2 separate regions of the Homo sapiens genome follow, and region 2 is linked to region 1. A link is a contact called in ENCODE Hi-C or POLR2A ChIA-PET data. All regions are on one chromosome and are shown on one strand. Each heading gives the region's core, a stretch centred on a gene start or an enhancer-like site at or near the end of the contact. The rest is flanking DNA. Distances are from core to core; before and after follow the strand shown.

Region 1 (7,144 bases), core at 4,275-6,774:
GTCAGTGATAGCAGGTTACCCACTGCTTCACCTACCTTGTTAAGTGAATTTCAGCATCATACAGGAGAGGAATTTTGAGGTTGACCAAATTATCAGCCTTGTTTTCTTCTTGGCTTTCACTATAGAAAGAAACATTAGGAAATTACTTAAAGAGAAATACAAAGCTATCCATCATTCCATTCATGACTTCATTATGTTTTACCTTAAGGCTTGGAAACTGAGAGACGCCTGATTCTGAAGGTTTTGAAGATTGAAGTCAAAGTTAATAGTAAAAGTCACCTAAAGACAAAATTAAAATTTCTCAGTCTATGATGCTTCATACTCAGAGGCCAACGTGAAAAAAAAAATGTTTCTCATAAAAGTAAACTCACTCAAATTTGATTCTGAATTTTATATACCTTAAGCTTTCAAATTTGTGGAATATCTTTATTTGTCCACCTTGTTTTACTATGCCTCACATTAGAATTAGAGAAGCTTGACTTCCAAGTGACACATGTAAGTTATCCAGGCGTATATACCTGTCTGAATTTGGAAGCTTTGAGCTGATGTGAAACTTGTTACTAGGGGTTAATAAATGATCTCTGTGACTCTGTGTATAGTGCTTTGACCAATGTTGCTCAACATATTTAGACAAAAAGAACTTTCCATAGTATGTGTACCTTTTGGAATGAATTGCATGGAGAAAATCCCATTTTTATTAATAATTTAAAGAAAACATTTAGATATTGAAAACTTCCCCTAAGTATGCAGCTAGTTATTTTGTGATGCCTATCAAATCATGATAGCAAGATGTTATGTTGGTAAATTAGCATATGTGCTAAGGAGGGCTTGTATGGATTGGAGGATGAAATGCAAGTTGTACCTGTTGTTCTCTCTTTAAAGCAGGGTAGCCTACATCGCAGGCAACAGACTTCTGAGATGCAGCCACCTGGCATGTTACTTCTGTCCCATCAACCTGAACAAGACCAAGGAAACAACAATGATCAATTGGCATACAACATTTGTGTGTGTATGCACGCACCTGGTAAAAGAGGTACAGTGGCATTTTAGCAGTAAGGTTGGTTCATACTGAAATAATTTATTATACCTCAAGACTTGAAATTTTATACTGCCCAGGTGGCTAATATACTACTTTTATTGCTAACCCTAAAGATACCTAGAACATCCAACAAAACAAAGAAAAGATTAAATACTGTATTTTTTCCCCAGAAAAAAATGATAGTTTTTATTTTCAGATGCACGAATAGCTTTAATTCAATATTTTGAAATGCTGGCTTTAGGAATATGTTCTTCTCAATTTATTTGAAGCATTTTCAAGAGAAGAAAGTAAAATCATATGTTGGTGTTTGTCTGTATTTTAAGTAATTTGAGGGTTTTTTTTTTTTTTTTTTTTTTAGTTTTCTTCAGGTTTTTTTTTCCCTTTAAAGGAAGTAGTTGCCACTTGGCACAGGGTGTTTAAACACCAAGGTCAGGTTAGGTTTAGAACTCTAAGCCTATTAAGATCACATTAACTCTAAATTAAATGAAATCATTGTTTAATCCTTTAATCAGATAGCTCATTTGGAAAATCTCAGCTTTTCCTTCTCTCCCTTTTTTCTTCATAATTTGGTGGTAGAGGAGGGACCAGGGAGCACTCACAGTCAAGTGTGCTCCTGGTATAATGATCAAGTCAATGTGATTAGTTGGCTTTGCTGGCGTGCATCATCTTGGCAGCAGCAACAACCATAGTTGCAAAGCTCAGGCTAAGCTTTGGGACTCAAATGTCTCAGAGCAAGTGCACCACATCTGTGCAGAATGCAGCAGCCTCATCACACTGATAGCTCAAGAAGAGTTATGGGAGTGTCTGGCTACTGCTGCCAAGTCTCAGGATAAGGGAAAAACTGACCCAAGCTGTCAAGCAGAATCTAGATATAGAGCCAGACTATGTTCTCATGCAGTTTAACTAGTCGGAAGCCACAAAGTTCAGATTGATCATGTTGAGGGTTAAGGTGCTTCTTTAAACAACTCAGAGGACATAGAGAAGACAGTGATCTATAAGTAGGAAGCATGGTGGAAGTAAGTACAGGGTCTCATCACATACCGGCAGGGAGAATGATGCAAAAAACAAGTTTTCTGAAAAATCAACAACAATTCCAGTGTTGTATGCACTTTCCCTTTTATTTTTCAGCGTTACTGAAAATGTTAACCTTTTGTTTTGGTTGCTGACAATAAAGGGTTGTTCTCTGTTAAAAGTAAAAAGGAGGGGGGAAAAGCCATTACTGTTAAATAAAAAGGCCAGTATTTTAAAATTTCACTCATTAAAAAACTAAACTCTTTAGACTTACTTAGAATACTGAGAAAATTGCTGTGTAATAAACTATCTTTGCATCAAAATGATACTGACAACAAATAAGTAAATGCAATTGGATTGTTCTTTGTTGCTATTGTATTAGAGGGAATGGAACCATTTAAATACAGATAATTTTATATTTCTTATTGTTTTACTCCTATGTGGATGGTAGACATTGAAATTTAGTTTTTAAAGGTATTTATGAGTTATGAATGTTTCTTTTGTAGAAAAACTCTATAAACATTCGTTTGAATAAAGTAATCTAGTATGTCTTTTATTTCTACATTTTACAACAAGCTTTAAAGTAAAACTTACTGAGCAGCTGGTATTTGTCGGACATCTAGGACTAGATCAGAAATGCAAAGTCCGTCCTCACCACAGTCTTTGTGGAAAGGAATCTACGAAAAAGGAAAAAAGATCCATACATTTGCTCTTGGGTTGAAAAAGCAAATTACAGAAGAATACATAGAATATTATTCTATTTACATAAAGTACAAAACCAAACAATGTTCTAGGAATATATAAATGTTTAACAAAATAATAAAGAAAAGCATTAATAAACACACAATTCAAGATAATCATTTGCACAGGGGGAGCTAGATGAAAGTGTCTATGGCGGGGACAGCTATACGCAGAGCTTCATATGTATTGGTAATATTTTTTGAGTATGAGCACAAGGCATTTACTTTATTTTTATTTATTTATTCAACAAATATATATTGAACACATACAATGGGCCAGGCCCTGCTCTAGGGAGTGGAAACACAGCAGTGAACAAGAAAGACAAAAATCCCTGCTGTCATGGAACTTAAGTGTTAGTGAACTTTATGCATATGTAATTGTAGTTCATTTAGAAAATTAAGAATTTTCAGGCTGCATCCTAACCATCCTTCAGACACTATTGCAGTGACTGTGGAACTTTATTTGCCAGTCTAAATCCAGGAAGTGTAAGCTGCACTTACACTGAAGACCTTGGCAGTCTCAGAATAGGCTTCAAGGGCAGGGCTAGTGCCAGGGTTTTCCAGACTGATGTCCACACGCAAATCCAAAGAGTTGACAACATCAGAGGGCTCCTAAACATACACACACACAAACATACAGGGGGAGACAGAGTCAGTTTATTAGAGCATAGCAACATTAAAACAAGAAAATGATTCCAAATGTGTTTACAATTTAGAGCACAGTCAGCTCTCAATTATGTAGAATATCTTTGTTGTGAATAATCAAGACTCTCGCTTCTTTTCTTCCATCCTAATTCTGCTTTTAGCCTCTCTTCTACTAAGAAACCAAAAGAGACTTGGGTCTAGTAAGAATTTGAAGCAGGGATTCTTAGTTAAGCTCATCAGTTCTTGTCAAAAAAGCACTATGTCTATACAAATGAAACCCTAACATTTGAATTTGCCTTTTCCTCAGAAGCGGTATCTTGGTATTCTTTAGTCCATTCACAGGCAGGACTTACTCTTAACTCTTGGGGGCCTCCCAGAAGTCCTCCCAGAAGGACTTATTCCTTCTGGGGGCCTGTCTACCATGACAGCTCTGGACTATGAGGAGATGTTTCCTTGGCTGGCTGCGGGCTTAGCAAGTAGGATGTACTTTAACTGGCATTGATATCAAATAGTGAAAAAGGATTTTGTTTTTTTAAACTTTAAAGAAAAACAGCTTGGCTGTCTCCATTTCCTCACTAGGGATTGCATGTATAATCTGATCCACCAGTCAGCACAGGATGGGAGAGAAGGGAAATAAGATTTTTTCCTTTAAGGAATCTATAAAATTGTCACTTTAACAAAAAAGAAGTCTACGTCTTCACAAACAAGAAACCTTCAAATTGAAAAATGAACTAAACAACTCAACTGATTTTAATTCATCTAACCGTCAACTTTATGTTTTTCTAGTGTTTACACTTAGCATTTCTTGAAGTAAGATCTCTCTGTACCATCCATTTACATCAGAAATATTTGGGTTGCTCCTTAGATCTGCATATTCCTTGGGCCTTCAAACCTAGATTTCTGATGGTAAGAACCCAGAATATACATTTCCCAAAAGTTTCCCTGGCAGTTCTTTCGCACCTTAAATTCTGAGAACTGTATTCTAAGAAAGTACTTAAATATCCTTTTAAAAAAGTGATTTCCTGAGTAAATTATCCTTTCAAATGCCATTATGTGGTTTCCAAGGTGGAAATATTCACATCATTTATAAAATAAATTTCCGGCTGGAAGTTTTCTCCTGAAAAGCATTTTTCTCACTTGGGAAATTTTCAAAATCCATGTTAAATACAGTAATTACAGCATACGATTAGAACAAATAATTGTTATCTCATAATCTACTATATTTCATCTATGTTAACTTAAATCTAATAGTAGAAACCACAATTGGAGTTATTTTTCAGTAGCTGAACAATAAATAAAATTTTTCCCTGATAGGAAAATATCAAAATAACATTTATTGCCAATGGAAAGTTCTCTCTGTTAAACATTTAAGAAAACACTGTATCTATGATTTCTTTAAGAATTGTATTTTTAGCCCTTTCATTGCAATTCTAAATGAAATTTGATGTTGCTGACTTATATAATAGATTGTGACCATAAATATTAGCATAAAGTAAATATGCTTCTTATTTATGGAATTACATAAGAAAGGCATTCATTGGAAGGGTGAGCATTTTCTAACTCATAAGCTTCCATTTTTGACTTTTACCACTCTCTCGTCTTTAGGAAGAAATAAAGTCAAAAGGGATGTTCCTGAGGCCTTACCTGTATATAAATGATGTGCTCGGGGCAACTCTGTGCTTGATTTACTACCATATTCTTCTGCAGGCACCTTTCATTGTTTTCTTTAAATAACCCCCTGGAGGTTACTCTGGATGAAAATCCATCTGCATCAAGTGTGATGTTATATACAATGGCTATGATAAAAAAAATCATAAAGAAATGTTATTTCAAATCAACTTATAGGAAAAAGCATCTTTGCTTTATTGTGTCTTCTTGGACAAAGTATCTCACATCAAGAAAATATGGAAATAGTCTTCATATTGGTGGCTTGTGAACCATAGCTAGCACCACAAAGCATTTGTCATTCTAGCTCTGATGTGACGTAGGTGACTGTGCATACAAAGAAATGTGATTCAGAGAAATGTGGCTGGGAGCAGTGGAAAGGAAACTAGACTTGCCGCCAGGAAACCTACTGTGATGAACCTGGGCAAATTGCTCACTCCCACAAGCACGGGTTTCATTACTCATAACACGGAGACACAGAATGGAAAGGAACAGTTGCTGAGCGCCTGCAACTGGACACATTCTCATGTATGCCATACAAGTTTTACAATGAATCTGGAAAGTGAATTTTATTATCTTATTTTTCAAATAATGTACTAGAATAAGTGATGTAAAATAATTCACCTAAGTTCACATGGCTAGTCAGAAGTAAAAGTTGGGTATTTTTGAAATAAGAGCTCATATTCTTTCTGCTTCCATCCAGTTGTAAGAATTAATTGTTATTGTGAAGATTAACTGAGATACTCTAAGGGAACATGGACAGTGCTTGACCTATTCTAGATGCTCACATAGGGAAATGCATGCAACACTGCAGCAATAAAGTCTCAGTCAGGCAGACTTGGTTTGAATCCTAATTCTGCTGTTTATGAGCTCTGTGACTTGGGGCAATTTACTTACCCTCTTTGAACCTCTGTTTCCTAATACCAACTCATGAAAAAAAATTATGTGATAATAACTGATGTCAGTAGCCGATGTCTAAACTATCAGAATTATTACCTTCAACTAAAGTCCACTGGCCGTGTGTCCAAAATTGAGAGAGAACACCTGGTGCCATTCACAGCATCAGCTGCCTTATTGCCTTATTTGGGGTTATTCTATCTTACTTTATTATTTTCAATATTTTAAAGGTTGTATATACTTCCCAAAACATGAATTCTACATGTTACCTTGAAAAAAATCTATCATATATGTTGTACAATTTTTCTTGCTCCAGTGACTTAACAATGCCAACAAAGATAGATAAAATATTAAAGAATTAAATAAACTAAAAATAAGTTGTGAAGATGATGTAAAGGAAAAACAATGGCAAGGAGGTGAGTGCAGTTAGGACAAAGTTAGTCCACATTATAATGCTTTTCCTTTTTTTTTCAAGCAGCTTTATAAAAATGATACATCGCTTCATGGGCTATGTTATTAATCTTAAAGTGAAGTGTGCACCTGATGCAATAAATGATAGAAACCATATGCTTTATAAATTCACTTTCCACAGTTGTGAAGATGGGATTCACGTCTTACATACTATTATTGCCAAGCAATGAAGTGACAAATGAGCTCACAATCATTTCACTTGGCTTGTCTTTGTGGACCTGAAGGCATCAGGAAAAAAGATTTAAAGGGAAAGATGCCCAATAGTAAGAAAGGCCAGAAACCCTCGGCAGCCTGTGGATGGGAAGGAAATTCTCTGAAAGTAGAATTTTTGAGTGTGCATCACCATAAGGGTTGAAGTATAGTCAAAAAGGGAAGATACATGAGACACCTCTATGCTTCGGGGCCAGAAGAGCTGACCAGTTTGCTGTTTCTGCCAAATAATATATTTCCCAAGTTAACCTATTAGGCAGACTAGCCACAATGTTTATGCAGCAACGGTTTTTGACTTAACTATCATGTGTGCTCAGTTAGATGTGCTACATGGCAGGTCAAGTGACATATGCTACTCAAAATTGGGTCAATCTTTGAACATCTGCATGGAAAACTTCCAAATGGATATGAAAAGTAGGAAAATATGGAAAGCATGTTAAGATTTGAATCTAATTTTGCTTTGTGT
Region 2 (6,554 bases), core at 2,869-5,368, 65 kb after region 1:
TAATATTGAGGGGTGAGATAATCTCTTCCCCCAGGTCAAAGAGAAGGCTTGCTGACTGCTTGCTATAAAGCAGCAGGTCCACCAAGCTCATTGTTTCTTTCCTGTCTTGCACCCCACTGTGTGCAGGTGTCTGTCTGGGCCCCTTCATGTAACACTATGAGACTAGAGTGGGGAAAGGGGAACTGATAGACACATGCTCATACTCGTGCTGCCTGCTGTGCTGTGAGTAATAAAGTCCTTCTCTGACTCATGCATGTCATGGCATCTTGTAGCATCCATGAGACAGTATCAGGCTAATGTATTGACTGTACCTAGGGTCAAAATCAAATACCAGACCTGGCAGAGTGGAGAATAAACACTCTGCAGTCAGGAAGTGAGGGCCCAAGTCAATGAAAATGCACATCTCCTGGGAGTTCACGGAAATCTTGAGAGGGCACTGCATTTTCTTATAAGAATGGAATAGGGATTTGAATAAATCTTATCTCAATTTTAAGAGGCAGAGAGAGAGAGACTCTAGCTGACATCTGGCGATAATATCCTGCTTCATGATTTGCGGCTATTTGTTTTTTACAGTGTGTCCATATATCATATGTTTGACACTTACTTTGTGTTCATATCAAAGAAATACATGAGCGTCACTTCCATGACCAGAAATAAACCCCTTAAACCATTAAGCCAAAGGGGGTGTTACAAACTGAATTGTGTCTCTCAAAATTCCTGTATTCAAACCCTAACCCTCAATGTGATTGTATTTGGAGACAGAGCCTTTAATGAAGTGGTTAAGGTCAAATGAGGTCCTAAGAGTGAAGCCCTAATCTAGTATGACTGATGTCCCTACAAGAAGAAGAGACACCAGAGATCTTTCTCTCTCAGTACCCACATAGGGAAAGGTGATGTGAGGACATGGTGAGAAAGTGCCCATCTATAAGCCGGGATGAGAGTCCTCAGTAGAAACCAACACCAACCTGAGAGAGCCTTGATCTTGAACTTTTAACCTCCAGAACTGTGAGAAAATATGTCTCTCTTGTTTAAGCCACCTAGTCTGTGATATTTTGTTATGATAACCCGAGCTGACTAATACAAGGAGAAAGTATATTACACCAGAAAATTCCAATTTACTATTTCAGGTTTTGAAGATAATTCTGTCCATACATTTATGCACAGATATAAATATAAGGACAGATATACAATAATTCCAGTTGTATCATTTAAGGTTTATATTTTGTGTGAAAACAATCCAAAGTTGTTTTCATTTTGTTTTGTAACTGCATCAAGTCCTGGAGTACTGTGGCATGTGTTTAGATCATTTGGAGGCCCTTTCACATTTCAAAAATTCAATCTTCAGGCCAGGAACATCTCCAAAAGCCCATTGCAATTGCCTCTAATGTCCATTTATTATGACTTAGTGCTTCTTAACAACTCAATAGATTCTCTCTTTTTCATAAGATTGCTGGAGGGTAAGCCACCATCTGGTAGACTTGCCGTCTCTCAGTGGCTGAGAGGAAGACAGTGAAATACAGAAGAAAGTGTGTTGGCCCAAGAGTTACTAGAAATACCATCTCATGAAGTCACTTTCTACTTCTCCACTTCTTCCTAAATTGCTTCTATGTGAAAGGATAAACTTTCTCTTTTTTTTTTCTCTCTCTCTCCCCGTTTCTCTCTCTCAAAATAGCATATTTTGTGTGTATTTAGCAAGTCAGTGCCTGTCACCTAACTTGCTCATTAGCAGGATATGTCTCACATATCTTGAGGCAATATATGGAAAAAACAGACATAACTGAAGTTAGTATTTCTTTTATTATACCCTGTTCACAAGCCACTTCTCTATAAATTTTGGTTAGGGTCTTTTCTGACCATCCTAGCCTGTGCATACCTTTCTTCCAACTTCTTTGATGCTCACTATTGGCAGCTCTTACTGTAGTGTACTTCCTGGAAATCCAACTGATTGCCTGACACACTTATGCAACTCGTTTTTTCCTAGTTTGGGGCTCTGCTCTATATCACCTCTTCACATGACAGCAATTTTATTAAGTCCTATTCTCTAAAGAGAACAAGAGAATTCATTTTTTCTTCTAGCATGCTACATTGAATTTTTAAAATTATCATTATTCGTAGTTAGGAAAAGCTCCTTTCACTTTCACACCTCCCTGTTTGTGATGCCATGCACATGTTTAGGACTGTTTTCTAAGTCTGCATAGGAGCTACAGCATTTCAAGGCACCTCATGCTTTGTTTTATAGTGATTAATCCAGAACCTCTGAATTGATGAAGTTGATTAATGAATTTTTTTTTATGTTTTTGTTGTTGAAATATGTTGTGTTAGGATAGAAAAGAGACGGTGACCTTAACCTTTTGCATGTTGAATGAAAATATCTGGCACTGTGAAAACAGAGGAAGGGAAGTGCACAGGGAGGGCCCCTGAAACTTCGGCTTCACTTGTTTTATAATAAATATGCCTTTGACCCTAACAGAGAGGGGCTGTGTCTATTTTGTTCACTGATATATTCCCCAGCACTTAGAATAATACCTTGCACATGGTCGTGGTTCAATAATAATTACTGAATAAACACTGATTGCTTCACCTTTCCACCTAACAATAAGTTACGGATATAATAGGAGATTAATAAAGAACAGTTTAATTAACTAATAAATCCTCTTGAATGCAGGCTACTGTGCAGGTATATACATCAATGAATTAAAAGACAGATTAATTTAAAATATACATACCTATATACACATATGTTCATGCAAATAAACACATTGTATTTTCTATTTAGAATTTGACAGAACATTTAACTTTTTCAAGAATCTAGCTATAGGAGAACCCTAAAAAGAAGACTGACTATATTACGGGGTGATGGCATGGCAGAAGTATGCTAATACCATTAAGAGATGTACACCATTTTTAAAAAATTTCACAACTGTAACTTTTTATTTTAAGTTCTGGGATACATGTGCAGAATGTGCAGGTTTGTGTTCCATAGGTAAACGTGTGCCATGGTGGTTTGCTGCACCTATCAATCCATCACCTAGGTATTAAGCCCAGCATGCATTAGCTACTTATCCTGATGCTCTCTCTCCCCTCGCCCCCACCGACAGGCCCCAGTGTGTGTTGTTCCCCTCCCGGGGTCCATGTCTTGTCATTGTTCAGCTTCCACTTACGAGTGAGAACATGCTGTGTTTGGTTTTCTGTTTCTGTGTTAGTTTGTGATGTACAGCATTTTTTAAGCTGAAAGGTCCATTTACTGAGCAAAGCCAGTAGTATATCGCAGTGCCTAAGAGCTTGGCCTCTGAGGTTTGAATAGTACTGTGACCTTGAGCAAGTTCCTTGTTTTGTATAAGCCATTCCTTTCCCATCTGTAAAATAGATATCATGTATATGTTTACCTCATTGTGGTCAGACAATGCATATAAAACTCTCAACCCAGTGTCTAACAAATGGTAAGTACTTAGTAGATTTTTTTTGTTTTTACGATTAGTATCATTATACACTACTGAGGGGGGCACACTTCTTGAGAAATTTAATAAGGCATAGCAATTTATTATCCCACTTTCATCTTTTTTTTTTTTTTTTGACACAGAGTCTCGCTCTGTTGCCCAGGCTGGAGTGCAGTGGTGCAATCTTGGCTCATTGCAACCTCCACCTCCCGGGTTCCAGCAATTCTCCTACCTCAGCCTCCTGTTAGCTGGGATTACAGGCACCTGCTACAATGCTTGGCTAATTTTTGTATTTTTAGTACAGATGGGGTTTCACCACATTGGCCAGGCTGGTCTCAAACTCCTCACCTCCAGTGATCTGCCCACCTGGCCCCCACTTTCATCTCTAACATAAAAAGTATATCCTGAGCAAATTTATATTCACATTTCTGAAAATTGCTGTCTAATGGTTAGGAGGATGACACGTTGCTGCATTTTGCTGACACACACGAGAAGCACACCACAAAAGCCAAGAAAATATTATCCTTCCATGGACCCTCCAGGAAGTCACACAAACAGGAAGTGGGGTTACTCAGACCCTGACTCTGAACCTAAGCAAATAGACTTCAAACTCTAAAGTGTATCTCATCATTACTCAGAATGTGTATGGCAACGGGAAATGATCATAGGTCACATTAGATCTTTTGAACACATACATCACCACAGGAAATCTCATTTTCCAATAGCATTGTCTTCATGTTGAAAGGACAGTAATGCAAGTAGAAAGTCCTCTCCTCCCCCTCCAAAAAAAAAAAAAAAAAAAAAAAAAAAAAAAAAAAAAAACAAAGCAACTAAACTTAGAAGTTGTAGGCCTTTTGGAAATGACCACACACTGTGTAAAGATTTAAGTTCTGCAATGTTTGGTTTATGGCTCTAGTCCTTAAACAAAACATTAGAGCAAAAACCAAAAGCACAAAAGGACCCTTACAACTGCTTTTGGAATGCAGTGGCATAACATTTCCCCTTACTTTTATTAAAAAAAGAAAGATGCAATTTTCTTAGAAAGTCCTTGCTTTAAGTGTCAAACTTTACAGTCACTAAGGATCTAGGTGCTACTATTCTCCTGTCCAGGTGATGCTAGAAATGGAAAGAAGAGCTTCTGGAAGGGGGCTGGCTGCCTCAATCCTCCAGTGCCCCAGGCCTGACACTCTGTGGGTATACAATAGGCACTCCATAAAAGTCCCTTAAGAAGGTCCCTTAAATAAATGAATGATGATAAAAATGGATGCATACCAAGTGTACTGATTTTTTTTTAAATAATATTCCATATGCTTTTACAATATGAAAAATACTTTTTCACTTATAATCCCCTTCGATCTTCCCAATGACCCAACAAGGTAGGGAATTGTTTGCCTATGGCTTATCTAAAGTTACTCAGAAAAATGATGGGATTTAACTTACTCTCCAGAGTTGGAGTTCTCTTTTATGTTGCCATGAACATTAAATGTGCTTAATATATGTTCATTTAGTGCAGTGGTGCTCAACTGGATGTAATTTTATCCCTCAGAGGACATTTAGTAATGTCTGGGCATATTTTTGGTTGTCACTCTAGGGCAGCTGGAGTAGTGTATTGCTATTAACATCTAGTGGGTGGAGGACAGGGCTGATGATCAATATCCTACAATGCACAGACCAGACACCCCCAGCCTACCTTACTACTTCAAAAAAAATTATCTGGCCCCAATTGTCAATAATATCCATGCCCAAACACTGGTCTAAACAACAAATGGGGCCTCGCATGGTCTCTCAAAAGTTTGTAATCCCAGCACTTCGGGAGGCTGAGGAGGGCAGATCGCTTGAGCTGAGGAGTTCAAGACCAGCCTGGGCAAACGTCGTGAGACTCTGTCTCTAAAAAAGAAAAAGAAAAAGAAAACAATGAATGGTCGAGGACCATTAAGTTTATTAAGTTACTACTTTGTTTAAAAATATGTCTGGAAATCTTTTGACACTCCCCATCCATAGGTGGAATCTTAAGTCTCCTCCCCCTGAATCTAGGTGAGACTTTGTGATTGCTTTGATGAATAGATGCAGTTATGTGATTTCTGAGCCAAGGTTATAAAAGCCCATCCATTCTGCCAGTTTCTTTTGGGATGGTTGCCTTTGGTGCCCTACCCACCATGCAAGAAGTCAACTTACTCAGAGGGCACCATGTGGAGAGGCTTGAGGATACCACAGGAAGAGGGAGAGCTGCCTCCCTCTAACAGTATGTGAGAGACTTCGAGTGAGATGGTCCAGCCAAGCCATTCTCAAAGCCCTGACCCAAGACACCATGAGAGATAATAAGTGAGGTTGTGGTTTCATATCACTAAATTTTGGGGTGACTGGTTACATGTCAAGGGGTAACCAGAACAGTCTACAGATTCAGTTACTCACAGTCAAGTGCTCTGGCAGAGAGAATGTCTTCCCTCTCCCTTAAAGGGTTCTGACCCATGGAAGTGTGGAAATTTTAACTAGAAGATTGCCATGCCTCAAGTGAAAATGGATTGTAATCAGCCTGTGGGGAATAAAAGACAAAGGGCAGTTTGTCAAAGAGATTTTGAGAGGGAGCCCCAATGGGTAGCTTAAAATGATGGACACTATACTGGCTGGAGTGTTCTGTTCAGGTTGGAGTCATGGTCTTTAGTCACTTCAAGGCTGGTTATCATAAGAATAAAGCAGGACACTGAACTAGATGATATCTTGAGGTTTCTTCTAGCTCAAATTTCTAGAATACCCTAATCTAAAAATATTTTTTTTCAAAAGATAGGCATTTTTAAATCGTAACTTGAAAAAATGCACCCTCATGAATAAAAAGAATGGAAATAAATATGGAGCACCACTTTATATCCATCAAACTTCAAGAAGTAAATGAAAATCTAATGCTGATGAAATTGGTAAATTCCACATTACAGATGGCTACACTGTTCCATATGCAACAAGAGCTAAAAAACACACACACTCTTTGACATAGTAATGCCCCTTTTGGAAATGATCCAAAAGTAAAACGAAAAGAAAAAACTTCTTGTACAATGATGTTTATAGCCACATTATTTACAGTGGGGGGCAAAATATCCCACAGGAAACAACCTAAATATCCAA

What was found. A loop is a pair of places that touch in the nucleus more often than their neighbours do. ChIA-PET counts read pairs that join two places held with the same protein, here RNA polymerase II (POLR2A). Pooled maps may share reads with other maps.
Region 2: a map of naive thymus-derived CD4-positive, alpha-beta T cell shows a loop between it and region 1 (5-fold over the local background). The contact joins two enhancer-like sites. A Hi-C loop is called at or near these places in 2 of 168 maps with a recorded cell type or tissue (MCF 10A and naive thymus-derived CD4-positive, alpha-beta T cell) and 11 of 50 pooled maps. POLR2A ChIA-PET finds 5 or more read pairs at or near these places in 4 of 52 experiments (MCF 10A, activated CD4-positive, alpha-beta memory T cell and activated naive CD4-positive, alpha-beta T cell).

Annotation. Positions count from the first base shown.
Region 1 is chr5:53,068,196-53,075,339 of GRCh38, reverse strand. It overlaps ITGA2 (integrin subunit alpha 2), which reads right to left. Exons shown (of 30, transcript NM_002203.4): 17 at 5,080-5,231; 18 at 3,292-3,402; 19 at 2,645-2,727; 20 at 2,081-2,222; 21 at 863-955; 22 at 203-279; 23 at 36-119. Among named protein-coding and RNA genes, the nearest start is that of MOCS2, 38 kb to the left of the region's middle. Within about 2 kb of position 5,524, at least 2 of the 41 ENCODE cell types and tissues checked have a DNase peak (open chromatin) inside an H3K27ac peak, as active enhancers do.
Region 2 is chr5:53,002,600-53,009,153 of GRCh38, reverse strand. All of the region lies in intron 1 of ITGA2 (integrin subunit alpha 2), which reads right to left. Among named protein-coding and RNA genes, the nearest start is that of ITGA2-AS1, 16 kb to the right of the region's middle. Within about 2 kb of position 4,118, at least 4 of the 41 ENCODE cell types and tissues checked have a DNase peak (open chromatin) inside an H3K27ac peak, as active enhancers do.